Linked DNA regions of Homo sapiens: region 2 is linked to region 1. The links are chromatin loops, found by intact Hi-C in ENCODE. Cell type or tissue: PC-3. All regions are shown on one strand. Links, peaks and the distances in the headings refer to the core of each region. The heading gives the core; the rest is flanking DNA. Region 1 overlaps N4BP2 (NEDD4 binding protein 2). Region 2 has its middle 13 kb from the start of NSUN7.

Evidence for each region. Hi-C counts contacts between places; a loop is a spot of excess contacts. Peaks named below come from ENCODE experiments on the same cell type or tissue, not always from the same donor. Only the 100,000 strongest peaks of a DNase experiment are listed, where the experiment ranks them.
Region 2: it touches region 1 in a loop (5-fold over the local background); 4 of 110 quality-filtered maps call a loop at or near these places.

The regions. Positions count from the first base shown.
Region 1 is chr4:40,141,739-40,158,288 of GRCh38, reverse strand. N4BP2 (NEDD4 binding protein 2) reads right to left here. Exons shown (of 18, transcript NM_018177.6): 15 at 15,428-15,616; 16 at 13,489-13,657; 17 at 5,386-5,509; 18 at 37-4,097. The coding sequence ends at 4,052. Among named protein-coding and RNA genes, the nearest start is that of RHOH, 47 kb to the left of the region's middle. RefSeq lists an enhancer at 9,917-10,698. In PC-3, for the core only: a CTCF peak has its summit at 8,238 (motif pointing left); a DNase peak (open chromatin) is centred at 8,218; H3K27ac peaks cover 580 bases.
Region 2 is chr4:40,728,614-40,745,163 of GRCh38, reverse strand. No RefSeq gene overlaps it. Among named protein-coding and RNA genes, the nearest start is that of NSUN7, 13 kb to the left of the region's middle. In PC-3, for the core only: a CTCF peak has its summit at 8,089 (motif pointing left); no DNase peak of the experiment used is centred there.

The DNA of each region.
Region 1 (16,550 bases), core at 3,631-11,630:
CTAATACATCAAATGAAGGATTTCCTCACACTGGACTGTGGCTAAAGTATTTTATTAAATTAAGTATGTAATTTGCAAATGGCTTCATAAGAAAATTTAAAAGCAAATTTATAAAACATTTTCAATTTAAAAAGTACAGAGTTAACAGCAAAATTACATTTTCTATACAGTACAAATAAAAACATTTTTCTGATATACTGTCTGAAAATTTTATAATATATTCTCCAACTGATAGCTGCAATATTGTATTTTAATGAGAAGCCTCACAGTTAACTCAATCATTTATTAATAATAAGTTCATCATTGGACCATAAAAGTCAATTGCTCAACTTTAAGGAAAATAATGAACTTTGTCATCATATAATATGAAGTTATAAACGGCTCTTCAGGATGTAGATGTGTTCTAGCCTTGTTTCTCTATTAAATTCTGTAAAGAAGCATTAAGTAATACTGTAAACTTGAATTACATTTTAAAAATAAGCACCATGAACATACATTCTACATAAACTTATTTTACCTTTTAAATGACACCTTTTGGCCACATAAACATTTAAATCTGTTTTCTTTACATGTAAATAAAAATTGAGCAATATTTAACTACTACACCGAAAAATTACCAAACTTCACCTCATTGCACAATGGAAAAGCACTTAGAAAAAGCACTTGGAAAAAACAGCACACGTTATTTTTGTCTTTTTTATACATTTCGTCATTTTCTTAAATTGAGAGCAGTTAAAACATTGTCAGAGCAATTTCCTGAGTTTCCAAAGTTTCCAATTTCCAGCTCAGAAATAACCGATCTCAATATTATACATGTCTACTTTCTAAGCATACAAAACACTTGAATTCAAAAAGAAAAGACCTAAATAAAGGATGGAAACCATCCAGAAGAGCAGTATAGCTTTTCTTCTCAAAATATACTACTCAAGAGGATTTAAAGTCAAAATTTCTGCTATATAATATGTCCTATATTTAAAGGCCATAAAGTTGCAAATAGTATGGAAATACTAACCAATTGAAGAAACTGCACATTAAAAATAATGTAGAGAAATATGAAGAGCCAATAAACGTAAAAAAAAAAACACTTCCATTTCTCACATTGGAATAAAGAGATGGACAGACTGAAAATACTGTTAAGTGTCTAATATCTCCCTGGTCCAACTGGACACCCTCTGGGGTTTCCACATTAGTCCTCTTTTTCCATCTGGGAGATAATGGTAAGAGACTACTGAATGAATATAATTATTACTGAAACCTTCCATACTACAGAAGTGCTGTACTTTTAAAATATTAAGTTTACAAAGAATCATTCTAATGAGTCATGTATTAGCACAAATATACAGGTTGAGTGAGTATCCCCTACTCAAAATGCTTAGGACCAGAAGTGTTTTGGATTGCTGGGGTTTGGGGGGATATTTTAGAACATGTGCATTATATTTACTTGTTGAGTATCGCTAACCTACAAATGTAAAATGCTCTGTGAGTATTTCCTTTGAGCATCATGTCTGTGCTCGAAAAATTTCAGATTTTGAAGCATTTCAGATTTTGAATTTTCTCATTAGGGATACTCAACCTACACCAATACATGAAAATTTTTATAATCTCCAAACTATCTTTGACATACAGGATTTAGAAATGGGTAATAGAGAAAACTTTTAAAATCCCCAAACTATCTTTACTGCGGGCATACAGGATTTAGAAATGGGCAAAAAAAAGAAAGGAGGGATTACAAACTTTTCTTTCAAAATTATGTGTTGCTTAAACTATGCTAGATAGTGGGGTGGGAGGCAATTTGGAATTAAGCAGCTTCATAAAAATACATATGATGCTCAAACTTTGCCTGTATATTTATCAACAATGATTAAGATATACTATTTGATTTATCAAAATAAGGCATAATATTAACATTGATATAGTAAACAAGTAAACAATATAGCTTTTTTCATTTGACTTCTGCCCACGGAATACCACACCTCTACTTCTGACTGCTCCTTCATTAATCATAATTATAATATTGAAATAAGTCTAGCTGAAGTGCCGAAAAGTGATGATTTTTAAAACTAGGTAAGGAAATATAAAAACACAGAAAGTGAGTATGCAGCTGCACACATTCCAATTAACTCCACATTTTAGCACTGTTTTTCATACCCTTAAATCATACTAATGTATACATAGGAATATCTTATTTCATTAACAATTATAGTTTCATAGTAAGTTGTTTAAAGGAACTGCTTTATTTTTAATGTTTATTTTTAATGTATAGAACTGTTCTAGAGATTACAAAAGTGTGCTAAACTGTTGGCATTCTTTAAATAAATTATTACAAACATAAGTGTGAATAATACTTCAATACCAGTCACTAACCATTTCTAAATAATAAACATGTATTTTCATTTTTATGGAACTAAAATTCAATGATAAGCCTCCTTATTTTAAAAGCATGCAATCATGATATATAAAAAAAATGTTTTGGGGTTTTATTTTCATTGAAATGTCTGCTCTTTTGGAAAACCATTCTGTACTTTAGGATTCTTTTGGTACCAGCTCAATCCTATAATTTCTGATCCAAATTTTTTTTTAAGCTTAACAAAAAGCAACAAAACTATTTGTTAAAATTATGTATGTTGAAAATATTCTCCATCTCCAAAGGCAAATTTAAGCCATTGTCTCATATTGGAAAATTATACCTTACCACATTATAACCTCCTTTACACAGGTTTAACTTGCATACTAACAGAATTTATTAGCTAACCAAACAACAGAAGTTAATGACAGCTTCCTTTGAGAAAGTTGGCTCTTTTTCAAAATAAAAGTGAAAATATTTTAAATTGTAAGGATTCTTCTTATGATTATAACCAAAATATTTTCTCTTTTTTTTCTTTTTTTTTTTTGGAGACGGAGTCTTGCTCTGTCACCCAGGCTGAGTGCAGTGGTGTGATCTCGATCTCGGGTCACTGCAACCTCCACCTCCCAGGTTTAAGCGGTTCTCCTGCCTCAGCCTCCCAAGTAGCTGGGATTACAGGCACACGCCACCACACCCAGCTAATTTTTGTATTTTTAATAGAGACGGGGATTCACCATGTTGGCCAGGCTGGTCTTGAACTTCTGACCTCAGGCGATCCACCTACCTCGGCCTCCCAAAGTGCTGGGATTACAGGCGTGGGCCACCACACCAGGCCAATTATAAACAAAATATTTTCTATATTTGTTTAATAGAATTTTAACCTACTGCAGTTTTAAAATTACATGCCTCAAAAATAAAATATAAGTATTTAGTACTGTCTGAAATACGACTTATACAGACAGTTCTAGAAGCATTTCGATAAGGCAGCAACATCTGGAAGATATTTAACCATTTCTTTTTCTCTGAAAACCTTTCTGTCTATAGAAAGTATAAAATTACAATATAATCTCAGACCCAACTTTCTTTCCATAAAATGCACACAGAAGAACAGAACAAAAGGTAAAAGATCAAGGTCATATACAAAGCAGAAGAAAGGGCAAAAGCATGTCTTCCTTCCTGTAGGATATGGCAAAATAAAAGCATTTTATGTGTTTAGTTTTGAAAATAAAAAATATTCAAGTGTTTTTGTTAGATCTCCTTTTTTTCTTTACTACCACTACTATGTCCTTTTTCCTCTTTTAATACCACCCTTTGGGGGGCATGAATCAGGTCTCAAAGCACTTTAAATACCTCTCACAAAAGACTTTTAGGACATTACTAAATGTCATACAACAATTAATACAAAGGTAACCTTTTCTGAGAAACAATCAGAGCATTTTAAACTTTAAAACTGTAGCTGATAATTTTCTTACATATTTTGTAATCAATAAAATTTCTCTGTAATATCTTTAACAGGTAACATTTGCATTTGATTCAGTAAAAAATCAAACCTCACTTGCATTTTGAAAAACATCATAATTTTTTTGTTTCATAATTGAATATTATTTATAATAAAACACATCTTTAGGGTAGAATTGACTGAATTACTGCAAATAAAAGTAATTTTAACCTACAAACCTTCATACTTCTAATTCAAGGATGTTTATTTTACTTTAGCATGACTTTCAAGCACCCTGGTTTAATTTCAGAGAACCTGCAGAAATGAGAAAAGAGTTATTTTAAAGATGAAAATTTCAAATTAGCTAAGGAATATACCTTGTAATCAATTCCAAGTACCTACGCTTAATATAATATTTACTACCAAAGTATTGACCCTTATTAAGTCAATATCCAAGACCAACATCTAGGTTTGTGTTCCTTTTATCTACGGTCAAAACAAATACAATCTTAAAGCTGGAGGTTGCTCTTGACTTAGTATAACTTAAGATTTGTCAAAACCTGTGAGGCCTGAATTTTACCTTTATGAAAAAGAGTATGCTGTAGGAAGAATAAAGTCCTTGGTGCATCATGAAAGCACCAAGAAGAAATCTCTGATATATCAGGTAAGTCTGATTAATCTGGCCATGCAATGCTTTCAACTCTATCCGGAGAGAATTTAAAGGAAGACTAGTCTCTAAAATAGATAATTAATCTCAACATAATGTTCTGGTCTAACTACTCCTTTTATAAAAATAACCCTGATGTCACCTGTTTTATGCTCATAACTTATGCTATCATTTTCGATAATGTAGCCAAATAACATCTTATTACATGGCATAAAATAAATATGCTACACTGAAATTGGTGGGTAGGAGTTAATGATACACATCTGCAGGAAATCTATCCATCAACAGATATTTCATCTTTGACTTTCTTGTCATTTTCTGTTATTAAATAATTATCACTTAATGAAAAAGAACATTTCATGTTTGTCAACACAGGTCATTAATGGCATTTAACTTATGAAAACACAAATAAATTCATATTAACTGAACATTTCTGCTAAAGTTTAAACGTACCTAAATTATAACTATATTTCAATAGAAGCCACCCAATTCCATCCAAAATCCACAAATACTGATTTCCTTTCAAAAGAATAATAGCAAATCTTAAAGTATGATACATATTACCTAATTATTTTGCATATTATCAAAGAAACAAATATATTTACTTTCTTTTAGAACTTTAAATTTATGATAGAAAGTTTTATCAGATGATTATTGGCAACAAACACATTTTTCCTTATTTCTGGTTTACCAGACAACATAAATCCAGCAGGGAAAGTTATATCATAATTTAAGCATGAATCTGTGGCTGAAATCAGATGATTAAATTTAGTTAACTATTTTAACAGATTGTTCTGAGTACGCTATTAGTGTTTATTTACCTAGCTATATTAGGGCTATTGCTATTATCAATAACAGAAATCTATACTCACAGAAATATCTGATAAAGATCTATATGGGCAGTTGCCATTATTAATAACAGAAATCTACACTCACCTGAAGCTATGGCTTATGAGGTACTTAATGACAGCTGGTTTGATGCGAGCAACTCCTCCCTGGCTGTGGTTTCCTCTCCCCGTAATCACAGACAAATAGGGCTTCCCACCGTTCTGCTTAAATTCTGTTACAACAGAAATCAGGGGAGTTAAAATTCATTTATCTTACATTCTCAATAGAAAACGTAAACCTTAGCTACTCAAGCACATGAAATTGTTTTCATGAGGATTTTGGGGTTTGCCATCTCAAAACTGTAATAGTAAGACAGATTTGCTATCTCAAAAAGCCCCCAAATTAATGTTTTAAGATGTATGTTTTAAAACACATAGCCTCATTGTAATCTATCCATCAAAAGATTTGGTGGGACTTCTTCCTTTATGGGGGAAGAGATTTCTGTGCACTACCAGAAGTTCTCCCTGAAATAATGATAATGGCAATAATACCATTAATGATACCTAACAATTACTATACAAAAGGAGTCAAGTACTGCTTTAAGTGGCTTATATTTATTAACTAAGAATCTTCACAACAACCCTGTTAATTAAATATTCTAAAGCCATCAAGCTTTGTTCTGAATCATAGCTCTGCCACTAAATGACTGTGTGACCATGGACAAGTTACTTAGCTTCTTTTGTGCCTATTTTCTCATCAGGAAAAAGGGATAATGATAGCAACTAGTTTATAGATTATCTTCCAGTAATAGCTATTAGCAAATCCACTAGTCACAGCTGGATTGCAGTCTTACTATTAAAGATAATCAATTGTTAACAAACTTTTCCTGATAGATAGTTCTTAAAACATCAAAGGAGTCTGAGCCTCCTAAAATACTGAAGTTCCATTTTGGAAATGACCTTGTGAAAATCAAGGATATAAATCCTGAAAACTAATAAAAGCTGTAGCAGAATAACAAAAACAACAAAAAAACTATTAATGAGATGAATTAATAAATTTAAAACACACAAAATATAAACATTCCACGGTCTGCTTATTAAATTGTCCTAATACTCCTAATAGAATACAAACAAATGGTTTTTCAAGTATCATATCTCCAAGATGATATTCAGCCTGGAATTTTAAAAGAATATGTTGCTCTTGCATTTCTAATTCCTTGTCTATGATCTCCATCTCTAATCCACATCCATTACTTCAAGCAATATGTTGCTCAAAATTCAACTGAGTGCTAGCTTCACAAAGGTATTCACAGTGCACAAAATTCTAGGTATATAGTGTAAAACCTTTTTACGAACTTTTTACAAAGTTTTTGCACTATATACCTATAATTTTGGGCACTGTTCTTTACATATGTTATATTACGCATAAAAGTTTTACATTGGCCAGGGACAGTGGCTCATGCCTGTAATCTCAGCACTTTGGGAGGCTAAGGAAGGTGGACCACTTGAGCTCAGGAGTTCAAGACCAGCCTGGGCAACACGGCAAAACCCCATCTCTACTGAAAATACAAAAATTAGCAGGGCATGGCGAGGCGCACCTGTAGTCCCAGCTACTTGGGAAGCTGAGGTAGGAGGATGGGTTGCACCTGGGAGGTGGAGGGTGCAGTGAACCAAGGTCACAACCAACTGCCAGCCTGGGCAACAGAGCCAGACTCCCATCTCAAAAAGAAAAAGTTTACTTACAAAAAAAGCCCAACTAAATCTCTAATCATAACTCACACTCTTCACTATGGCTCCCCTTATCACTTAGGTCAGTCATTTATACGATTATCACCTGCTAATAGTTCACTTATTGCTCTGAAAATATTCTCTAGTTGATTCACATGCCTCAAGTAAGAGTTCAAAGGATGTTTGTTGCATGAAGTAATGTATATGTTTCGTTTCCCAAATACAGGCTGTTCTTGCTGTTTAACGCCTTAGAAAGGACTGTTTAACTCATTTTTCAGCACACTCCAGATACTTCAACTGCAAATATTTCAGTACATACCTCATAAAAGATAAGGACTCCTTTAAAAAGCATAACTACAATGGCACCATCATATCTTATAAAATTAATAAAAGTCCCTTAATATCATTAGTTTCCAAAATTTCCCCCAATTATCTCAAAAATATGTTTTTACAGTAATTTGTTGGCATCAAGATTGAAATAAGTCTATACATTCTATTTGATTGATATATTTCTTAAGTAACAAGGTTTCCCCTCCCCTGGTGTTTTTCTTTACAATTTATTGAAAAAAATTGGATCATTTATCCTAGACTTCCTCTTTTTTTTTTTTCCCCCTGAGACAGAGTCTCACTCTGTTGCCCAGGTTGAAGTGCAGTGGGATGATCTCGGTTCACTGCAGCCTCTGACTCCTGGGTTCAAGCGATTCTTCTGCCTCAGTTTCCAGAGTGGCTGGGATTACAGGCCTGAGACATCATGCCCAGCTAATATTTTTGTATATTATTAGTGGAGACGTGGTTTCACCATGTTGGCCAGGCTGGTCTCAAACTCCTGACCTCAAGTGATCTGACTGCCTCGGCCTTCCAAAGTGCTGGAATTACAGGCATGAGCCATCACACCCAGCCTATCCTAGATTTTCACAATCTGAATTTTGCTGACTGTATCCCCATGGTGTTGTTTAACATGTTCCTCTGTCCCCTGTAAATCCCTATAAAATGGTAGTCAGTTCTAAAGGTTTGATCTGCTCCTAGTTTGATTTGGAGGCAAAAATGATTCGTACGTAGCAGTGTATATTTCAACCAGAAGGGACATAAGGTCCAGATGTCTCTCTTTTTTAAAAAATTCATCTCCGATTTTAACACTCCTTAATCTTATGTCAAAAGGCAATGCAGGTCAGAGCCACAAATCTTCCACTGGATTCATTTCTATTCAACAATACTGCCACCTGGTGGTGACTGACAGTAACTACAGACTACCACAGGTGGCAGCATGCACTAGAGATGGGCCTTGGCTTCCAGAAAAGATCTGCATCTTGGATCTTGACCAAGTATTACCTTGGGCAAATTACTTAGCTCTTTTTTCTTTTCTTTCTTTTTTTTTTTTTTTTCTTTTTGAGATGGAGTCTCGCTCTGTCACCCAGGCTGGAGTGCAGTGGCTCGATCTCGGCTCATTGCAAGCTTCGCCTCCCTGGTTCACACCATTCTCCTGCCTCAGCCTCCCAAGTAGCTGGGACTACAGGTGCCCGCCACCATGCCCAGCTAATTTTTTTTTGTATTTTTAGTAGAGACGGGGTTTCACTGTGTTAGCCAGGATGGTCTTGATCTCCTGACCTCGTGATCCGCCAGCCTCGGCCTCCCAAAGTGCTGGGATTACAGGCATGAGCCACTGAGCCTGGCCTCTTTTTCTCTTCTTACAATTTTTTTAATTGAGATAAAATTAACATAAAACTAACCATTTTAAAATATGCAATTAAGCGGTTTTTAGCATATTCATCATGTTGTGCAACCACCACCACTAATTCCAGAACATTCCATCATTTCACAAAGAAATTCTGTGCCTCATAGCAGTCACTGCTCATATTCTTGCCATTCCAGTCCCAGCAACCACTAATCAAATTTTTGTCTCTCTAGATTTACATACTCAGAACATTTGGTAAAAATGAAATCATACAACATATGGCTTTTTATCTGCCTTCATCTTTCACAAAGAATAATGTTTACAAGGTCCGCCATTTCTCTACATGGCTAAATTAAATTTCATTGTATAGATTTACCACATTTTGTTTCTCTATTCATCAGTTAATGAACTTTTAGGTTACCACCACCTTTTGGCTGTTGCAGACATTCATATGCAAGTTTCCGTAAAGACATATTGTGTTTTTATTTCTCTTGGGTACATAGTTAGGGGCAGAATTACTGGGTCATACGGTTAATTATATGTTTAACCTTTCAAAGAACTAGTGAAATTTTTCACAGTGGCTACACTAGCAATATATGAGGGCTCCAATTTATCCACATCCTTAACAATACTGATTACTTTCCATTTCATTTTTCTGTTTTTCGATTTTTCAATTTTTTTTTTCTTAGAGAGTCTCACTCTGTCATCCAGGCTGGGTGAAACAACCTAATTGTCCATCGATGGATAAATTGATAAAAAAATGTGATATAGACACAATGGAATATTATTCAACAATAAAAAGGGGACCAGGCACAGTGGCTCAGGCCAGGCATGGTGGCTCACATCTGCAATCTCAGCACTTTGGAAGGCCAAGGTGGGAGGATCACTTGAGCCCAGAAGTTCGAGACCAGTCTAAGCAACACACTGAGACCTCCTATTTCTTTTAAATAAAAATAAAAATTTAATTAAAAATTTTTTAAAAGGGGAAAATCCTGCCATTTGCAACAATACAGATGTGGCTGGAGGGCATTATACTAAGTGAAATAAGCCAGACACAGAAAGACAAATCCTGTATGATCTCACTTACATGTGGAACCTAAAAAAGCCGAACTCCCTCTCCCCCTCCCCCTCCCCCTCTCCCTCTCCCCACAGTCTCCCTCTCCCTCTCTTTCCACGGTCTCCCTCTGATGCCGAGCCGAAGCTGGACTGTACTGCTGCCATCTCGGCTCACTGCAACCTCCCTGCCTGATTCTCCTGCCTCCGCCTGCCCAGTGCCTGCGATTGCAGGCGCGCGCCGCCATGCGTGACTGGTTTTCTTATTTTTTTGGTGGAGACAGGGTTTCGCTGTATTGGCCAGGCTGCTCTCCAGCTCCTAACCGCGAGTGATCTGCCAGCCTCGGCCTCCCGAGGTGCCGGGATTGCAGACGGAGTCTCGTTCACTCAGTGCTCATTGGTGCCCAGGCTGGAATGCAGTGGCGTGATCTCGGCTCGCTACAACCTCCACCTCCCAGCCGCCTGCCCTGGCCTCCCAAAGTGCCGGAGATTGCAGCCTCTGCCCGGCCGCCACCCCGTCTGGGATGTGAGGAGCCCCTCTGCCTGGCTGCCCAGTCTGGGAAGTGAGGAGCGCCTCTTCCCGGCTGCCATCCCATCTAGGAAGTGAGGAGCGTCTCTGCCCGGCCGCCCATCGTCTGAAATGTGGGGAGCGCCTCTGCCCCGCCGCCCCGTCTGGGATGTGAGGAGCGCCTCTGCCTGGCCGCGACCCCGTCTGGGAGGTGAGGAGCGTCTCTGCCTGGCTGCCCCGTCTGAGAAGTGAGGAGCCCCTCCGCCCAGCAGCCGCCCCATCTGAGAAGTGAGAAGCCCCTCCGCCCGGCAGCCACCCCGTCTGGGAAGTGAGGGCCAGCCGCCCCGTCTGGGAGGGAGGTGGGGGGTCAGCCCCCACCCGGCCAGCCGCCCCGTCTGGGAGGGAGGTGGGGGGTCAGCCCCCGCCCGGCCAGCCGCCCCGTCCGGGAGGGAGGTGGGGGGGTCAGCCCCCACCCGGCCAGCCGCCATGTCCGGGAGGGAGGTGGGGGGCGCCTCTGCCCGGCCAGCCGCCCCGTCCGGGAGGTGGGGGGCGCCTCTGCCCGGCCGCCCCTTCTGGGAAGTGAGGAGCCCCTCTGCCCGGCCACCACCCCGTCTGGGAGGTGTACCCAACAGCTCATTGAGAACGTGCCATGATGACAATGGCGGTTTTGTGGAATAGAAAAGGGGAAAAGGTGGGGGAAAAGATTGAGAAATCGGATGGTCGCTGTGTCTGTGTAGAAAGAAGTAGACGTGGGAGACTTTTCATTTTGTTCTGTACTAAGAAAAATTCTTCTGCCTTGGGATCCTGTTGATCTATGACCTTACCCCCAACCCTGTGCTCTCTGAAACATGTGCTGTGTCCACTCAGGGTTAAATGGATTAAGGGCGGTGCAAGATGTGCTTTGTTAAACAGATGCTTGAAGGCAGCATGCTCGTTAAGAGTCATCACCAATCCCTAATCTCAAGTACCCAGGGACACAAACACTGCGGAAGGCCGCAGGGTCCTCTGCCTAGGAAAACCAGAGACCTTTGTTCACTTGTTTATCTGCTGACCTTCCCTCCACTATTGTCCTATGACCCTGCCAAATCCCCCTCTGCGAGAAACACCCAAGAATGATCAATAAAAAAAATAAAAAAATAAAAATAAAAACATTACCTGGGGAAAAAAAAAAAAAAAAAAAAAGCCAAACACATAGAAACATAATAGAATGGTAGTTGCCAGGGGCCAGAATAGAGAGGAGGAAATGAAATGCTGGTCAAAGGGTACAAGCTTAAAAAGAATACATTCTGCTGAGCTAATGTGTAGCATGGTAATAATATTTAATAGCACTATATCATATACTTGAAATTTGCTATGAGAGTAAGTCATAGGTGTTCTCATCCCCCACACACAAAATGGTAACAATAGGTGATGTATGTGCTAAAGTACTTCATTGTGGTAATCACTTTACAATGTGTACATTTATCAAATCATCACATTGCATACTTTCAATATAAACAATCTTATTTGTCAAAAAAATAAGAGTAATAACTACCATTATTTAGTCATTTATTCAAAAACTTTTTTGAGTGTTGAAGAAAAAACATGATCATCACTGGCTCAATTCTTGGCCAAAAAGACAGGTATTTAATAACCAATTATACAATAAGCTTTTTATAAACACTGTGAGAGGTAGGAGTACTGTGAGAAGTTATTAACAGGGGGCCTAACTAGTATGGGGGTCAAGACTGACAGTGTAGTTAAATATACAGAAAAGGAGAAAAAAACACAGGGTGAGACTGGAGAGGTAAGCAAGAGATATTATGTAGGGATTTTAGAATTTATCCTAAATACAACTTGTATTTTCTTATTTTATTTTATTTTATTTATTTATTTATTTATTTATTTTTGAGAAAGAGTCTCGCTCTGTCACCCAGGCTGGAGGGCAGTGGCGTGATCTTGGCTCACTGCAACCTCCGCCTCCAGGGTTCAAGTAATTCTCCCTGCCTCAGCCTCCCAAGTGGCTGGGATTACAGGTGCATGCCACCATGCCTGGCTAATTTTTGTATTTTTAGTAGAGACGGGGTTTCACCATGTTGGCCAGGCTGGTCTCGAACTCCAGACCTCAGGTGATCCGCCCACCTCGGCCTCCGAAGTGCTGGGATTACAGGCATGAGCCACCGCACCCGGCCACAACTTGTATTTTCTTATCACAATGCTAATTACTTATGTAACTATTTTTTCACTGTTATCTATCCTACTAGATGGTATACCCCACTAGACAATAAACTCCAATAAAGACAAGGATTGTGTGTCTTTTTCACCACCTTATCCTTGATGCCTAGAATACAGAAGATAATCAAATATTTATTGAGTAAAACACTATTAATTCATCCTCTATAGAAAGAATATTCTTTCATAACACTTCTATATACTTGAAGAGTTTTCTTCTCTCTGGATTAAATAATAATTTAAACGGCTCTTAAAGTTTCTCTTTTCTAATCTTTACTGTTTTCTAGATTTTCTACAAGATTTCCAAAATTCAATTTAAAAACAACTGGGGTCAGGCTAGGAGCAGTAGCTCACTTTGGGAAGCCAAGGCAGGTGGATTGCTTGAGGCCAGGAGTTCAAGACCAGCCTGGCCAACATGGTAAAACCCTGTCTCCACTAAAAATACAAAAACTAGCTAGGCTTGGTGACACCCGCCTGTAATCCCAGCTACTCGGGAGGCTGAGGCACGAGAATGGCTTGAACCCAGGAGACAGAGGTTGCAGTGAACCGAGATGGCACCACTGCACTCCAGCCTGGGCAACAGAGTGAGATTATGTCTCAGAAAAAGAAACAAACAAACAAAAAAACTACTGGAGTGGGAGAATCCTATCACCTTATTTACTTCTGTATTTTATCAAGCATCTACTGAAAAATTGAAATCCAAGAAATATCAATTAAGTTTAATAAATGTCTATTGGACAAAGATATGTAATATTCCTGAAAGGTCTCATTTATAAGTCACAGAGAGGATTCGCAGATTACACCATGCCCTCCCGTTAATAAATACAGCACAGGAATACAAATGAAGAAAATGTTAATCATCATACCAATGAGGATCCTTTCCCAAGAAGGTTCTCTTGAAGAATGAATAACATAAACATTTACAGATGTTACACAGATATTCTCAGCCTGCATATTCAGACTCTCCTGAATTTGCAAGCTATACCAATATAAGCAAAGACATATATTCTATTGAAAACTTGTGATTACCACAGTCCTACCTTCAGTCTTCTTCTCTAAAACTCTCATCAAATGTTCTAGAGCTTCATCCACATGCAGCCCATGGAGGTCTAAAACATTCTGTGGCAGCAGCGAAGCATTGACTTTCTCAAAGATCTCTATGGCAGCAAGGTGATTGGCTTCTTTCATCTTCTGCTCATGAAGAGTACCCTAAATCATAAACATATCACCAAGGGACAGTTTTGCTGTTTGCTACTTGGGTGATGAGGAAGTTAATAGTGCCCCAAATAAAAGGAAGGGGGAAAAAGGGAATAATAAACCTAAAATCTTAAATAATGCAATGAGTTTAATATATAAGAATGCACCAAAATTTAGGTAAATTTCAGTGACTTAATAATGTAGTCCTTAAACTACTGAGTCATTCTTTCTAACATTTTCTGAACCAAAAGTCGTAAAAGTGGGAAACTTAACTAAACACGATCCTCACATGTGACAGTTAATTTTAGGTATCAATTTGACTGGACTGAGGGATACCTAGATGGCTGGTGAAGCATTGTTTCTGGGTGTCTCTGTGAGGGTGTTTCCAGAGAAGATTGCCCTGCATGTCAGTGGACAGAAAGAAGACCTCCCCTCCATGCGGGCAGGCACCAACCATGTGGGCAGCTGGAGGCTGGCTAAGACAAACAGGCAGATGTTCTCCTCCTGCCTTTGGAATTCAGACTCCACATTCTTCAGCTTTTAGACTGTGGAACCTGCACCAGCTGCCTCTTGGTGGCTCTTGAGCCTTTGACCCTGGACTGGGGGCTGCAGTCAGTATCCCTGGTTCTGAGGCTTTGAACTTCGACTGCGCTACACTCCTGGCTTTAAGCTATGCTATCGAATTCTTTGGTTCTCTAGCTTACAGCTGGCCTATTATGGGACTTCTCCACCTCTATGACTGTGAGAGCCAATTCCCCCTAATAAATTATCTTTCATATATCCTACTGGTCTGTCTCTCTAGAGAACTCTAATACACCATCTCAAGAAGGAATCACTGGTTTATTATTTGTGTATCCTTTGATAATGCTGGGTCTCATCTTGGCGTTCACCTTCAACATTTTGTAGTTACCTACCCCAGAAGCTATCCCCCAAGGACTACTGTTAGGGCTCACAGGCCTATAGCAGTTTGATACTCTTCTCTGCTCAATCACAAAGAAGTAACCCATATGGCAACACAAACATAAAAAGTTAAGCAGATTCCTGGCCGGAAGTAGTACCTTGCACTTGTAATCCCAGCACTTTGGGAGGCTGAGATGGGAGGATTGCTTGAGCTCAGGAGTTCACGACCAGCCTGGACAACATGGTAAGACCCCATACAAAAATTAGCTGGGCCTGGTGGCACGTGCCTGTAGTCCCAGCTATTTGGGAGGCTGATGTGGGAGGTTCACCTGAGCCTGGGAGGTCAAGGCTGCAGTTAGCGGAGATTGCACCACTATACTCCAGCCTGGGCAACAGAGCAAGACCTTATCTTAAAAAAATAAATAAATAAATAAAGCAAGTTCCTTATAATATCATGTTAAATGAGCCCAGGTAGAAATTTTACTTCCCAAAAAAAATTAATGTTATTTTTGTACTATGAAAGTGATATATTACCAAAAATTCAAACATGACAGAAGGCACAAAACCCCTTTAATCTCACTCTCAGATGGCCAATATTAATATTCTGCTGCCAGAAATATGGACTGTCAGAATAAACTGTAATTCACATAAGCAGTAAATGCAAAAGCAACCACAGAAACTGAGCATTTCAAATGCTCAAAACAGCAGGAGATGAAATTCTCAGAACCATACATTTCTTAGGATACCTTATTTATGTCACTTACATAACTACTACATTCCCCAGAATAACTTAATCTAGTCACAATATGGGTGTCTTATCTGCTTCAAGAGTATTTAGTTATTATAACTGACAAAAAATATATAATCAGTTTTCCACTTTACCTGCTGGGCATAAAAGGTGGCGACATTTTTTTTCCCTATCCGATAAGCTTCTTTGGCCTTGCTGTAGCACTCCATCCTCTTCTGTTGGTGAAGGAAAGCCTCTGCTCTGTAGTCATCATAGTCTGGGTACTCAAAGTCCTGGAAAGACAGTTCACTTGGTGTTTCTTCAGTCTCTTTTAATTTCTTTGGCTATAAGATATTAAACAATAAGTAACACACACAGAAAGTTAAAAAAAAAACTCATGCCTTACACCTTCACAAAACGCACATGAAAACTGGGCTGTCGTATATTTTCATCTCTCTCCTCAGGAAATAGATTCTCCCCAGCGTCTACCTTGTAAGTCAGGCATTTATCGACTATCATTAACTTTTTTATGCCGCTAAGGTTACCCTTTCTTTAACCACTCTCGGGAGATGTTGAAGAGTTCTCTAAAATTATCAAAATACAATTAGGGATACTGAACTCCGAGTTGGAAGAGGCGAGTTCAGTCTCAAAATGGAGGTAAAACCACCACCCAGTCACCCCCAGCCCAACTCCAGCCGTCGCCACCACCGCCAGAGAGAGGAGGGCCATGATCCAAAGGAACCAGAGCAGTTGAAAAAACTGTTCATTGGTGGTCTGAGTTTTGAAACTACAGATGATAATTTAAGAGAATAAGTGCAGAGGCTGAAGTGAAGTTACCAAGGTTACACGCTGCCCTCTCCCTCTCCCTCTCCCTCCCCCTCCCCCTCTCCCTATGGTCTCCCTCTCCCTCTCCCCACGGTCTCCCTCTCCCTCTCTTTCCACGGTCTCCCTCTGATACCGAGCCGAAGCTGGACTGTCCTGCTGCCATCTCGGCTCACTGCAACCTCCCTGCCTGATTCTCCTGCCTCAGCTTGCCGAGTGCCTGCCATTGCAGGCACGCGCCACCACGCCTGACTGGTTTTCCTATTTTTTTGGTGGAGACGGGGTTTCGCTGTGTTGGCCGGGCTGGTCTCCAGCTCCTAACCGCGAGTGATCCGCCAGCCTCGGCCTCCCGAGGTGCCGGGATTGCAGATGGAGTCTGGTTCACTCAGTGCTCAATGTTGCCCAGGCTGGAGTGCAGTGGCGTGATCTCGGCTCGCTACAACCTCCACCTCCCAG
Region 2 (16,550 bases), core at 4,394-12,393, 590 kb before region 1:
CAAAAAATAAAAAGAAACTTGAATTAAAGAGTTAGAGGAACAGGCTAGGCACAGTGGCTCACTCCTGTAATCCCAGTGCTTTGAAAGGCCAAGTTTAGAGGGTCACTTATGGGCCAGGAGTTCTAGATCAGCCTGGGCAACTTAGCAAGTCCCCATCTCTACAAAAAATAAAGAAATTACCTGGCCTTTTGGCACGTGCCTGTAGTCCTAGCTCCTTGGAAGGCTGAGGTGGGAGGATGGCTTGAACCCAGGAGTCCCGAGGCCACAGTGAGTTATGATTGTGCCACTGCACTCCAGCCTGGGCAACAGAGGGAAACCCTATCTCTTATAAAAAATATATATATTTTTTAAAAAGTTAGAGGAACGGTGCTTCCCCTGCAGCAAAAGAGAGGAAATACAAGAAAATCAGAACTGGCAAAAAAGAAATTAGGAAAATCTCATGTCACACATGAATTCAGCCCATTTATATGATCCTGTAATAGTGGGAATTTTGAAACTAGAGAGACTCAATGGACCTGGTTTCTAGTTTTAATATTATCAATTAGTTGTATAACACCAGGCAAGTCTCTTCACTCTTTATAGCTATTTCCTGATATGTTCAAGTCTACGATTTATTTACTAAGAAAATAGTGGGTGGAGAAGGATTTGAAGAGACTGAGAAGGATTGGCCATCAACAGGAAAAAGTGATAGGAAGTCAAAAACAAAAATAAATGTTTTAGGTTGCTTAGCAACAATGAGGCCCTCGCTGGCATAGGCACAGTGTCACTAAAACACTTTGGAGGCATGCATGGCTTGATGTGGTACAAAAAGATCTCTCCACATTTAGGACTTAATTAAGGAAGCAAGAAAGAATAAAAGTAAGAAATCAGTTTACCAAATATCATTAAAAGTATGTGAGCACATTAATTAATAAACTCGTGCCTGATGCCAGGCTTAATACTAGTCTGGCAGAGATGGTGCCAATTAAAATGTCGTTGGTTAAAGTATACAAGGTGCTTATGGTATGTCATTGCTCTTATTTTCTATTTTGATGAGAGTTTTGTGATTTTTACACTGCTATAGAACAAACAGAACTGTAACTTGTATTTCATATTGTTTGTAGCTGATTTTGCATACTTCGAGGAGTTTAAAAAAATCGTTTTCTCCTGAAATGTTATGGGGTAGCTTGTGCACCTTGTGCATACTCCTTCCTTACAACTTAACCAGCATGGTTTATTATTATGTCCTTTTCAGAAAATGGAGATAAATAGGCCGGGCGCGGTGGCTCACTCCTGTAATCCCAGCACTTTGGGAGGTTGAGACGGGTGGATCACCTGAGGTCAAGAGTTCAAGACCAGCCTGGCCAACATGGTGAAATCCTATCTCTACTAAAAATACAAAAAATTAGCCTGGCGTGGTGGTGTGTGCCTGTAATCCCAGTTACTCAGGAGACTGAGGCAGGAGAATCCCTTGAACCCAGGAAGCGGAGGTTGCAGTGAGCTGAGCTTGTCCCACTGTACTCCAATCTGAGTGACAAAAAAAAAAAAAAAGAAAGAAAAAGAAAATGGAGATAAATAGGCCAGATGCGGTGGCTCACGCCAGTAATCCCAGCACTTTGGAAGGCCAAGGCCAGCGGATCACTTGAGGCCAGGAGTTTGAGACCAGCCTGGCCAACATGACGAAACCCCGTCTCTACCAAAAAGACAAAAAAATTAGCCAGGTGTGGTCACGCATGCCTGTAGTCCCAGCTACTCTGGAGGCTGAGGCACGAGAATTGCTTGAACCCCGGAGGCGGAAGTTACAATGAGCCGAGATCACACCACTGCACTCCAGCCTGGGCCACAGGGTGAGACCCCACCTCCAAAAAAAAAAGAGGGGAGGGGAGAGGAGAAGAAAGTGGCTGGTGAGGATTTAAACAGGTATTTTTTAATGGCAGAAGGAATAGCAGGTCAATGAGATGAAGGTTCCTGAATTATGGTTCCTGGTCTTGGATTTTCATGCAATTTTTTACTCCCTTACTGCCATCCTTCACCTTCCAATACCTTACCATTGCTTATGCTGTTCTTCCTTGTGACCAAATCTGAACAAAAGAGGCTGAAGGTAATTGGTAAAGAAGGAAGACTAGTGATGAAATTCAATGGCTTGAAGAGTCAGAGTGTTTTCTGGAAAAGGGGATATTAATGTTGTCATCAGCTATCTTCCTAAGCCATTCCTGGGGCCATATTGATGTTTTGCTTCTGGGGAGTGATTTTGTAAATGTATTACTCAATATAAAAGGTAATTTTTTCCTTTAGTTTTTCTAAAACTACCCCTAAAGGCCTCATTACATGTTTGTTCTCTAGACTCAGTGGTCAGCATTGATGAATTTCATTTCTATCAAGGTTAAGGACATTAAAATCTAAGGACAAAAATATTTCTAGTCACTGAAAAACTCAGCAAGATTAATTTTTTCTCCCTGTTTTATTTCATTCATACCCTTCATTCATTAATTCATACCTTTCATTCATTACATTATAGTAAGAGATGACATAAATGAGGCAAGCAGCCTCAAGAAATTAAAATTTGTGAAGTTTTAATACCTATATTGTCAATTTTATACTGAAGCTGTATTTGTAAGTTTTTGACAAAGGTCCATATAGTTAAACTTCTTTGGATATCTATTTAATGTATTTTCACTCTAATCTTTATTTTCTTCCTTCTGCTTTTTTCTAATTTCATTTGCTCATCTTTTTCTAGTTTCTTAAAGTGAAAAGTTAGGTTATTGATTTGATACCTTCTTTATTAATAGGCATTTACAACTATAAATTCCTTCTGAGTACTGTTTCTATTGCATCCCATAAGTTTAGTATGTTCTGTTTTAATTTTTATTCATCTCAAAGTATTTTCTTGTTTCACTTGTGATTTCTTTTTTGACCCATTGGCTGTTTAGGGGAATATTACTTAATTTCCACATATCTCTTAATTTCTCAAATTTCATTGTATCATTGATTTCTAATTTTGTTCTGTTGTGTATGAATGGTGAACATAACTTTGCATGACTTTCATCCTTTTACATTTACTGAAGCTTGTTTTATGTCCCAACACATGGTCTATCCTGGAAAACATTCTGTGTATGGAATATGCAACAGAAGAATGCATATTCTGCTGTTGTGGGTGAAGTGTTCTATAGATGTCTGTTAGGTCTAGTTAGTTTATAGTGTTAATCAAGCCTTGCTAATCTCTGTCAAGTTGTTCAATTTATTATTGAAAGTGAGGCATTGAAATATCCAACTATTATGTTGAATTGTCTATTTCTGTCTTCAATTCTGTCAGTCTTTGTTTTATATATTTGGAACTCTTTGTCAGGTGTATTATGTTTATAATTGCTATGTCTTCCTGACAGATCAACCCTTTTATCATTACAAAAAAAAATTTTTTTTTTTAGATGGAATTTCGTTCTTGTTGCCCAGACTGGAGTGCAATGGCATGGTCTCAGCTCACTGCAACCTCCACTTCCCTGGTTCCAGTGATTCTCCTGCCTCAGCCTCCCAAGTAGCTGGAATTACAGGAGCCCACCACTACGCCCAGTTAATTTTTGTATTTTTAGTAGAGACAGGGTTTCACCATGTTGGCCAGGCTGGTCTCGAACTCCTGACCTCAGGTGACCCACCTGCCTCAGCCTCCCTAAGTGCTGGGATTACAGGCGTGAGCCATGGAGCCTGACCAGATATTAATATTAACTAAAAATATTCTAAGACAGTAAGGGCATTCAGTTAGATCATCATTAGGGCTCTGTTTAAATGATAAGAAAGGGCCGGGCAGCCGGGCACGATGGCTCACACCTGTAACCCCAACACTTTGGGAGGCCAAGGCAGGCGCATCACCTGAGATCAGGAGTTCGAGACCAGCCTGATCAACATGGAGAAACCCCGTCTCTACTAAAATTACAAAATTAGCTGCGCGTGGTGGTACATGCCTGTAATCCCAGCTACTTAGGGGACTGAGGCAGGAGAATCACTTGAACCCAGGAGGCGGAGGTTGCAGTGAACTAAGATCACGCCATTGCACTCCAGCCTGGGCAACAAGAGTGAAACTCCATCTCAAAAAAAAGAAAGAAAGAAAAGGCCGGGCTCATGCCTATAATCCCAGCACTTTGGGAAACAGGGCTATACTTTCCTGTTTGATTGCATGTTTCATATGTTTTTTTTTTTAAATGGCATTTTAGATAATATACTGTGGCAACTCTAGATATCAGATGTTCCCTGCCTGATCAGGTTTTGTTATTGTGCCTCTTGCTTGTAATTGCTGTTGTTGCTGTGTTATTGTTTAGTGACTTTTGTGAATTAATTCTATAAATTCTGTATTCCTTGGAGTGTGTGGTCATTGAAGTCTCTTCTCACTTAGCCTAGTAGTCAGCATATGATTGATCAGAAATTTTCCTATATGCCTAGAATCAATCTATCTACCTAGCTATTGATCGATTGATCGATCGATCTATAGATATATGTGTGTATGTGTATATATATACATATACATACACATATACACACACAGATAGATGGATAGATAATGGATCTATCTTTCTATCTATTCATAATGTCTGTATATACATATATATATGTACAAGCACACAGACTGATAAACTGTGTGTGTGTGTGTGTATATATACACATTCATATATCAACATATATACGTAGATATGTATGTTAGACATATTGTTTAAATAAGTATTAAACCAACTATTTGTATTGTTTGTATCAAATTTTCACTAAAGGAAATCTTAGTTCTATCAGAAATATCTTATTTTCAGGCCAGGCATGTTGGCTTACACCTGTAATCCCAGCACTTTTGGAGACCAAGATGGGTGGATTGCTTTGAACTCATGAGTTTGAGACCAACATGAGCAACATGGCAAAACCCCAACTCTACTAAAAATACAAAAAAATTAGCCAGGTGTGGTGGTGCATGCCTGTAGTCCCAGCTATTCGGGAGGCTGAGGTGGGAGGATGGTTTGAGCCTGGGAGATGGAGATTGCAGTGAGCAGAGATTGCACCATTGCACTGCAGCCTGGGTAACAGAGCCAGATCCTGTCTCAAAAAAAAGAAAGAAAGAAAAAAGAAATCTTATTTTCAAAGACTAAGATAAAATTTATTATTAATCACTGACATTTCTATTCATATGTAAATGAAGCACTATAATGCATGACTTCACTTAATCCCCTTTTTTCTACTTCGTTTTGCCAATAATTTTTTCACAAATTTATTAGCCCAACTATCTTGAAATGAATGTTTTCAGAGGAAGGAATTCTAATGTGGTGAAACCCAAATATAAATTGCAATATTTACTTACCAAAAAAGGATAAATATATTTAATTTTCTAAAGTAGGAGAAGAGATTGTTAAAAGGAGTTTTGAAAAAAATTAAGAGTATATGTTTGAACTTCATGCTGAAGTAAAATTCCTGTGAAAGTTTCAAGGAAACTGAAGGGTTAAACACTATAAAATGCTAAGTGGTTCTGTTCTTACCTTAGGGCTATATTTATATATTCATAATAAAATTAACTTTGGTCATTTTTCTAGTTAATTTGATCAGTATCTATTGTTGGTTCAAATAATCTAAGGCTTAAAATGAATTTTTTCATTGTCATTGGATTATCTAGATCAACCATTTTGCATTGCTGATAACTAGATTACCTAGATAAACTAGATAAATGCCAAATCTGTAATTCACATTCTGTTAATAGATACCACCTGTTCATAATGTCTCCACTATTATGAACTCTATTACAAATTATTTATTGTAAGTGTTCCAAAGCTTTGTAAGAATGGATCAGATCTCTCTTAAGTAAACATACTTTTCTCTATATAACATAATGCCTATTAAGTATCGTTCCCATAAATTCAGATGATATCATGATTAGCTCTTTAAAAATATAACATTGATCTCATATGCAAGAAAAAAGTTCATAAGATATTATAATATTCTAAAAGATTATAAAGTGTATATTAAATATAAAATATAAGCCCTTTTCATCTATGTTTTAAAATCACTTTAAAATTTTGAATCCTTTTAAAAAATTATTATAATGCTGGGTGCAGTGGCACACCTATAGTCCCAGCTACTTGGGAGGCTGAGCTGGGAGGATTGCTTGAGCTGAGGAGTTCAAGGCTAGCCTGGGCAATAAAGTGAGACCCCATCTCTCTATATAAATAAATCAATAAATATTTATTAAGAGAAGAATATTAAACCAGGCTTTTCAGTGACTCATTTAAGATTTCTTAATTTTTTAAGACCCAGCAGGATTTTGCCCTTGTTTATGTGAAAAAGAGTTAGAGAAATACTCTTTTTATTATTAAAAGTTTTTTTAGAGATTTAAAAAGATTATTTAAATTTGTATTATGAAAACTTCTATCAGATTAAGTGAAGATTTACTGAACATCTACTATCAGTAAGACAAAAATAAGACACAGTTCCTAGTCTTGTGGATACTTACAGATGCAACGGGGTGGGCAGAAAATTATAGTGCAGTATAGTGATACTGGTGCCTAAAGGGCCCAATGGAGCAAACAGAACCTCTACCCCAGATTTGGGAGAAGGGAGCAGGAAAGGTCTATTTAGAAAAAGTCACCTGATAGGCCAGGTGTGGTGGCTCACGCCTGTAATCCCTTTGGGAGGTCGAGGCAGGTGGATCACCTGAGGCCAGGAGTTTGAGACCAGCCTGGCCAACAAGACAAAACCCCATCTTTACTAAAAATACAGAAATTAGCTGGGCGTGGTGGCACGTGACTGTAATCCCAGCTACTCAAGAGGCTGAGGCAGGGGAATCGCTTGAACCTGGGAGGCAGAGGTTGCAGTGAGCCAAGATGGTGCCCTTGCACCACTCCAGCCCGGGCGATAGAGCGAGACTCTTGTCTCCAAAAAAAAAAAAAAAAAAGAAAAGAAAAAGAAAAGAAAAGATCACCTGATAGAACCTATAGCCTTCAGTAGAAGTTTGCATCCAACCCATGGCAACTCACCAGTAGAGAGTGAGCTGGAGAAACATATTTCTGATCTCACTTTTCCTGCTCTCCCCATCTGCTGCAATATCTACGATTGGCTGATTCCAACCCACAGTCTGAGAGCAAGGGAGCCCTTTGATGCATTCCATTCAGGGCACCCTCCTGGGGCACAGAGCATTGGAGGATGGAGACCACTTCTAATATGACATATACACTCTTTTTGTGAATGCCACATTAAAATAGTGCCCTTCACATTGTATGAGAACATTCTAGCCTAATTCGTTTGCAATGCAGGAAAGCCATTATTATAGAATAATCATGGTTTCTCAGCACATTCTTTGAAGGATTCTATTAAACCAGTGTGGAACTAAGAATGAATAGTATACGACAACAGTTTTTAAAAATCCAAAATTGAGTTGTACGTTATGTATTAATAGAAATGTGGGAAATGCAACTTAATTATTATATGTTTCTTGACGGTGGTTCCTGAGTTTTTCACCGGAGCCTAAGCTTGATTGTTTTTGGAGGTATTCTGGCATTAGCAAAGGGTTGGTAAAATTGTGGCAGATCTAAAAATTCCACTGAATCAATTATTTCATTGGGAGTGTTGGGTGTGTGCTTTGGAGTCAAAACAAAGCTCATGCCTCAATGCTAAAATATTGTAGCAAATCGGACTGCATGAAAGAGGCAAAGGTATAGTTTTTATAAAGATCCCTAACCTGATGCTCAGCATACATAATCTAATGGGCATGGAATTCCTTCGCGAAATGTCAGAGTCACCTTATACTGAAATTATACATGTTGCCTTGGTATTTAAATGCTTGAGCAAATATAAAAGAAAAAATATAGAAAATTAAATTGTGATTTCTTTTTCATTTTAACATTAAAGTTAAGGATCATGAAGAATCGTATGAAATGATGGTAGAAGATATTTAATATTTTTATATAACTAAATAAAAATTATCACTGCCCCTTCCCCCCACCCCTGGCAAAAAATGAATCCAACCAGACCAGGCCAATCAAACAAACACTCAAAACAAAAGCCCTGAAACAATAATGACTTCTCACTATGTTTGGATGCACTGTTTCATTCTAAACTAGATTTGGGGAGCCATCTGCTGGCAAATTGGTAAGTTGTTTATTTTTTTTTTATTGCATGTACAGTTAGGGTTGCCAGATAATTTATAGGATGCCCAGTTAAATCTGAATTTTAGATAAACAACAAATAATTTTTTAGCATAAGCATGCCAATACAGTTCAGTATTTACTCCATATGCCAATGCTACCCTGTTTCATTTTTTATTTTTTTTGAGACAGGGTCCGGTTCTGTCACCCAGGCTGGAGTGCAGTGGCATGATCTCAGCTCACTGCAACCTCTGCCTCCCAGGCTCAAGTGATCCTTCCAACTCAGCCTCCCAAGTAACTGGGACTACAGGCATACGCCACCATGCCTGGCTAATTTTTGTATTTTTTTGGTAGAGATGGGGTTTCGCTATGTTGTCCAGGTTGTTCTTGAACTCCTGAGCTCAAGTGATCTGCCCACTTCAGCCTCCCAAAGTGCTGGGATTGCAGGCGTGAGCCGTAGAACCTGGCTCCTACCTGGTTTTAAATTTAGAATTATATGTTTCCAAGTGACTCAGAAAAAGGTTTTCTTGAAATCTGGATAGCATGATTATTTAGGATTGCTCAACTCATATGGTTCTATTCACACTGCTCCAGTTTGAACTGCTTGCCTTTCCCATTGAACCCTACATCTGACTCCTTGTCTATTCTCTTTTTCTTCTGCTTTCTCTATTCTTAATTGAGCTCTGCTTCCTAGCCTGTGTATTTCTTTTTTGCTGCTACATTCTCATGTTTAAGCAATCTGGGTCAATTACAACAGATAAATGAAAAACCAGAAGATAACTGTGTTCTGGTAGTACCTTAGTTATAGAGTCTACTTCTTTAAAAAAGTAAAATAAAAGGCAGACACATGCATATTTTATATTTGACCCTAAAAATGTCAATTTATTATCAAGCTATCTTGCTCTGACTGAAAAAATTAATAAATAAAAATTGACCAGGCATGGTGGCTCACACCTGTAATCCCAGCACTTTAGGAGGCTGAGGCGGGTGGATCACTTGAGGTCAGGAGTTCGAGACCATCCTGACCAACACAGTGAAACCCCCGTCTCCACTAAAAATACAAAAATTAGCCGGATGTGGTGGAGGGCGCCTGTAATCCTAGCTACTTAGGAGGCTGAGGCACAAGAATCACTTGAACCTGGGAGGCAAGGGTTGCAGTGAGCCCAGTGGCGCCACTGCTCTCCAGCTTGGGCGACAGAGTGAGACTCTGTCTCAAAATAAATAAATAAATAAATTTTAAAATAAAAAAAATTAGTTTTGTGTTTGAATTAGTAATATATTCACATACTCCTAAGTTTTTTTTAATACAAAAGGATATTCAGTGAAAAGTCTCCCATTCCTAACCTTCAGATACCCAAAAGTTCCTTGATGCAGAGGCACGCATCGTACTTGAGATGTATGTACTCAGCCATCTTGGGGAAGGACATTATTGTAAAGTGGAAGGATGCAGGAGGGTTGTCCCTCAGAAAAGAAAAAGTAAGACAGATGACAATAAGAGACCTTTCTTTCCTCATAGCTGTGGTTTTTAATGTAATGGCTTAATTTTATTTTGCCTATGGAGCAAATTTTTTTAAGTATTCTCTTAAATTTCAGTTGTGTCTGAACGATCTCCTACAGTTATAAAATTCAATTATTTAAAACCCGTATCATAAAATATCACAAGATGGAGATGTTGCTCCTTGAAAGTGGCAGTTAAAGTGGGTGAGGAAAAACATCTTTTTGTCTCTTTTTGGACATCTTTTTTCTTCTCTATCTTGCTCTCTGTCTTCAGTCATTCAAGGTAGTGAGAAACATTCAAAGCTCAGTGTTCAAATCCCAGCTTTGTCTCTTTCTGCCTGTAATTCTGAATTAAATTAACCTTTAGGAGCCTTATCGTCATCTATAAATTCAGGCTTATGCTCACGTTATGAGGATGAAATTAAATGATGTACTTGAGATGACAGTGCCCTCCAGCCAGAGCCCACCAGGAGCACAGCAGTAGTGGAACGAATTGGGTTTATTACTCATTGCAGCAAGGGAGAACACACACCATGGGGAACTGTGGGGCTTCTCAGTAAGAGGGTATCAGACCTACTATTGGATTCGGGCTGCGGTTGGGTGGTCTGTGGAAGGATCCAAGGAAGTAGGGGTTCACTCTGGATTGAATGCTGTCAGAATGCAGGGAAAGTCTATGACTGGGCATCTCAACGTTTATAGGGACAGTAGACTAGAGCAAGGCTAAAATTCTAAAGGTAAAGAATCACTAGAGGCTCATATTAGCTGAAAGAAGAGCTATTCGTGTTTTAGGGGTTGCACAGTGACCTCATTTTTGTCTGTGCTTAGACAAAATTATGAAGTGGTCTTGTTTTGTCGCACTTCCTCATGATCTCAGAGTGACTTGACTGGTGTCAGTGTTCTGTGAGATTGTTTACACGCAGCAGGAGAATAACTTGTCCTAGCTGTGAGCTCCCGGCCAGCTTCTGCTCCCACTCAGGCCTACCTATAAATTTTAGGCCAGTCCTTAGATGTCAGGGGCTGCTTTTTTTTTTTTTTTTCTCAGAAAGCATCTGGCTCTTACTAAATGCTCAATAAAACTTAATTACATCTGGATTTTATTTAAATTATTTAATGACATATTGTTCTCCCCTGTTATTGGATAATGAGCTCCTTAGGGCAGAGGACTTAGTTCACTCAACTTTTTCTCTGTCCAACATGAAATAGGTACTTAATACTACTGAAACAAGAAACGCCTTCCATGGCCTGTCCGTGAATGCTTTTCTTTTCTCTCCTTCTATGTCCCTACTATCCTTTTCTCTCCCTTGATCATCTGTAGTAAACAGATACATATAAGGTTTATAAAGCAGTGATTTCTATGGCACAATCAGAATCATATTCCTTTAAAGCAGTCAGCCAGGACAGAAATTTTACTCTTTTTTCTCTCAGAGTTAAGAGGGCCTAAGCACAAGGACATAATAGCTCTTCTTTAAAACCTTCATTGTTTAAAATTCTCTTGCACCCAGAAATTCCTAGGAGCCTCTCATCTTCCTCACCACAACTTCACGCAGCCTCCTGCACACACCTCGTGGCCCCTCAGTTTGCTCCGCTCTGCTCTGCACAGCAGCACACAACACTGCGCTCCCTAGGACCCGCCCTGGGGCCCCCAGGAGAGGGAAGGTTTTTTCCCTACCTCAAATGCTCTTCTTAGGCTCTGGTGGACTTTTTCTGGTTCTATTTCCTTCCTTCCTTCCTTCCTTCCTTCCCTCCTTCCCTCCTTCCCACCTTCCTTCCTTCTCATTCGTTCGTTCATTCATTGGTTTTGTTTTTTGAGATGGAGTCTGGTTCTGTTGCCCAAGCTGGAGGGCAGTGGCATGATCTCAGCTCACTGCAGCCTCCACCTCCTGGGTTCAAGTGGTTCTCCTGCTTCAGTCTCCTGAGTAGAAAGGCCGCCACTGCACCCAGACTTTCTGGTTCTATTTTATTCTCAAAGACTTGGGATGGTTGTAGGTGGATTTGTATCTTTCTGTAATGGTGGGCTAGGTTTTTCAGATTAATGATCCCTTAGAAAACAATTTTTAAAATTATAGAAAACTATGAAAAAACAACAGAAACTTTGGGCCAGGTATGGTGGCTCACACCTGTAATCCCAGCACTTTGGGAGGCTGAGGCAAGTAGATCACTTGAGGTCAGGAGTTTGAGACCAGCCTGGTCAACATGGTGAAACTCCATCTCTAATAAAAAATATAAAAATTAGCCAGGTGTGGTGGCACGCACCTGTAATCCCAGCTATTCAGGAGGCGGAGCCAAGAGAATCTCTTGAACCCTGGAGGTAGAGGTTGCAGTGAGCCGAGATCAGGCACTCCAGCCTGGGCAATAGAGCGAGATTCCAAAAAAAAAAAGAAAAGGAAGGAAGGAAGGAAGGAAGGAGAAAAGAAAAGAAAAGAAAAGAAAAGAAAAGAAAAGAAAAGAAAAGAAACTTTGTAAAGCTGACAACATGGTGAGGAATTGAAAGGCAAAACTGAAGCTAAACCAGGAGAACCAGAAAGGTGATAAGGGCACAGAATCTGCTTTTGCCCTGAGGGGATTTGTGAGTCCCAGCAAATGGGAACCTTCATTGAGATGAACTTGTCATGAGGTGAGAAAGGAGGTAAGGAGGTGAGAAATGAAAGCACCAGGTCTATAGAAGATGCAAAGTCTAATCAGACCTTCACAATCTTAAGCTGGGGGCCCACAGGGCTGCATCCTTAGGGTTGGGGTGAACCCTAAGTAAATGAGACCTCGTGTAGATTTTCTTTGTGGGTTTGGGAATCTCAAATCTTGGACCAGTTGGTCTTATGTTGGTTGTGCCCCCAAGGAGCATGGTAAAAACAAATGCAGATCTTCTTTGGAGGAAGATGTTTTTCATCTAGGCCTCAGATTATTCCTACAAATAATACTTCAGATACAGGCTGGGCACGGTGGCTCATGCCTGTAAACCCAGCACTTTGGGAGGCCGAGGCGAGTGGATCACCTGAGGTCAGGAGTTGGAGAGCAGCCTGGCCAACATGGCGAAACCCCAGCTCTACTAAAAATAAAATACAAAAAAAAATAATTAGCCAGGGGTGGTGGCGCGTGCCTGTAATCCCAGTTATTCAGAAGGCTGAGACAGGAGAATCACTTGAACCCGGGAGGCAGAGGTTGCAGTGAACCGAGATCGCGCCACTGCACTCCAGCCTGGGCGACAGAGGGAGACTCCATCTCAAAAAAAAAAATCAGGTACAGTGGGCTGCTCAGCACAATAATGAACATGATAATCAACACTATAAAGAAAGACATCAATGGAAAAGCTTAACCATTAAAATAAAAAACAAATAGGACCTGGTTAAATGACAGCATGTGTGAATAAGCTTTAGAGCTGAGGCTTGGCTATGATGTTATGAACAGGGACATATAGAAAGAGGTGCATTAACAGAAGTAGATTGTTTGAATAATTTCCTGCCACAAATGAGGCAAGATTCTTCAGTGTTCTAACCCATTTCTGTGAATTGTGAGGCTTTCTACTGTGGTTGGTAGGAATAGGGACTCTCTGGCCTTTTGTGAGCTCCAACAACTGTTTCCTCTTCTGTTTAATCCTTTCACGTGGTTCTTTCCCTGACCTTGGGTAACTTCCTCACACATACGCGTTAATTAATACTCAACCGGAGACTAAAGTGGACCCTTGGCACACCTCCAGAACTGTCTCTCTGCACAGCTTTCTGATCCTGTACTTGGCTGTCCTGGACTTGCAACTGAATGTCCTCGACCCAGAGACACTGCCGGTCTCCACTTGGGCTCCCAGTGTGCTGGGGCCTGAAAATATTCTCTACACATTTAGCTGGAGATAATTATAGTTACACCTCATTTGTTTCCATCTTTCAGGGATCACTGTCCTCAGTTGCCTAGTGTCAATATCTTGAATGCTGTTGTTTCTTAATATTTTGTCCAGTTTTTTGGTTATTTCAGGTGGGAGGGTAAATCAGGTCCCTGTTGCTCCATCTTGACTGGAAGCAGAAGTTGTCTTTAAAAAAAAAAAAAAAACTTCCTCAAAAATGTTTTAAAAAATAGAAGAAAACAAAAAACAAAACCACTAGATTATAGTGACTTAAACACAAAGAGACAAACAGCAAATACCTAATATTACAATAACATGAGAAACAGATTTTGACTCAATGTGTAAAGAATGGCTTTCTATAATCAAAGTTATGCAAAGATGGAATAGTTTTCCTTGAAAAGTGGTGAGTTTCTCTATTGCAGCAAATGCTAACAGAGGTTATCAGCATTGTTGGAATATTACAGGGCATATACAAGTAGGAGTCTGCAAACTACAGTCCACGGGCCACACCTGGCCCACCACCTGTTTTTGTAAATTAAGTTTTATTACCACACAATCATACAATTTTTTTTTAGCATATTGTGTTACAGTGGCATAATGGAGCAGAGACTGTGCCACTCAAAGCCTAAGATATTTACTATGTGACCCTTTTCAGAAAAAGTTTGCCAAACCCTGGATTCAAGCATCTGATATGGCTGATGTGAGAAAATGATTAATTTGACCCCTTCTAAACCTGAAAGTCTGTGGACCTGGGGAAGCAGGGAATGAGTTTTTTGTCTGGCTGGGTGTGGTGGCTCACTCCTGTAATCCCAACACTTTGGGAGGCCAAGGTGGGCAGATCACTTGAGGTCAGGAGTTCGAGACCAGCCTGGCCAACATGGTGAAACCCCATCTCTACTAAAAATACAAAAACTAGTCAGGCATGGTAGCACACGCCTGTAATCCCAGCTACTTAGGAGGCTGAGGCAGGAGAATCGCTTGAACACAGGAGGCGGAGGTTGCAGTGAGCCGAGATCACACCACTGCACTCCAGCCTGGGCAACAAGAGCGAAACTCTGTCTTTAAAAAAAAAAAAAAAAAGTTTATTGTCTAATGCGAATTATGCATCTTCCTTTATCACATATCTATGTTGATTTTACCATTATATTTTCCTCCCCACTGCAATTCTTTGGGTAAAGTCAATTCTTGCCAAATATTAGTTCTTCTTCTTTAATTGCATTCCTTCTATAATACCACCATAAACACTTTGTGCGGTGGTAGCAGTTTATTCTTCCCCTTTTTCTTCTACTACCACTTTTTTCCTTTCTTTTCATCTTCTCTCTTCCTCTTGTTTCTCCTTTTCTCTTTCTTAACTTCTTCTTTCTCTCCCTTCTCTTTCCCTTCCTTCTTCTTTTGCCTCCTCTTCTTCTTTTTTTTTTTTTTTTTTTTGAGACAAAGTCCGCTCTGTCACCCAGGCTAGAGTGCAGTGATGCAGTCTCAGCTCACTGTAAACTCTGCCCCTCGGGCTCAAGCAGTATTTACACCTCAGCCTCCCAAGTGGCTGGAACCACAGGCGTGTGCCACTACACCCAGCTAATTGTTTGTATTTTTAGTAGAGACAGGGTCTCACTATGTTGACCAGACTGGTCTCAAACTGCTGACCCCAAGTGATCTGTCTGTCTCTGCTTCCCAAAGTGCTGAGATGACAGGCGTGAGCCACCGTGCCTAGCCCCTCTTCTTCTTTTTTATTCAATAATTATTTATTGAGCACTATGCCAGACTGTATTCTAGATACTGGGGATATAGCGGGCAACAAGACAATCTGTTGTCCCAAAGCTTACATTGGAACCCCAATTTGGAAAGCATAGCCATCACATGTTCCCAGGCCACAAACAAGTTAGCATCATTGAAAGGGGTTTCAGAGACGCCAAAGCAAGGCACACTCAACAACCTTCATGATGCAAGAAAACCCACAGTGATCATCCTGAGCAGAGCTGACATGCTTTCACAGCCTTGTCAACTTGCTGTCAAACATAAGTGGAAAAATCTCCTGATTGAAAAAACACTTAATAATAGTCATCTAGGATGACAGTGAGAAAAGATTGGGAGCCACTGTCCTCAAAGAACAATCACAGTGCCACATATGGTTTTGTATATGTGCTATATCAAAATGTTTTTGCCTCTAAGTTGCTGAAAGAGATCTTCTTTTGAGGATGAAAGGTACGATCACTGAAAGAGCATATCACAACATGAAGTAACTTATATATCAGAAAGTCACCAGTGCCCCAGAGTTAATCTTCCTAATTTTATTGAAAATGTAAAAATAGCTTCTGCTTCAATCTCCATGCAAAATCTTTCCACTTTAGTTTCTGTTAATTAATTAAATCTTTTTTTTTTTTTTGAGATGGAGTCTTGCTCTGTCGCCCAGGCTGGAGTGCAGTGGCACCATCTTGGCTCACGGCAAACTCTGCCACCCGGATTCAAGTGACTCTTGTGCTTCAGCCTCCCGAGTAGCTGGGACTAGAGGTGTGCACCACCATGCTGGCTAATTTTTGTATTTTTAGTAGAGATGGGGTTTTGCCATGTTGCCCAGGTCTCAAACTCCTGGCCTCAAGTGATCCTCCCACCTTGGCTTCCCAAAGTGCAGAGATTACAGGAGTGAGCCACCACACCCGACCCTAAATTAATTTTTTTTTGAGATGGAGTCTTGCTCTGTCACCCAGGCGCCCAGGCTGGAGTGCAATGGCGTGATCTCGGCTTACTGTAGCCTCCGCCTCCTGGGTTCAAGTGATTCTCCTGCCTCAGCCTCCTGAGTAGCTGGGATTACAGGCACACGCCACCATGCCTGGCTAATTTTTGTATTTTAGTAGAGATGGGGTTTCACCATGTTGACCAGGCTGGTCTTGAACTCCTGACCTCATGATCTGCCCACCTCTGCCTCCCAAAGTGCTGGGATTACAGGCATGAACCACTGTGCTCGGTGCCTAAATTAATTTTTTAACAAAAAATCTTCAGAAGAATTTACATTTTTATCACGGTCCATTTCTTTTTTCTCAGAATCTTGGTTTTAATATGGGACTAATATAAATTATAATACTGGGAAATAAGCAATGCTAATTATAGAGGAGTGTATACTTATGAAGCATTTTACCCAACAATTTAAC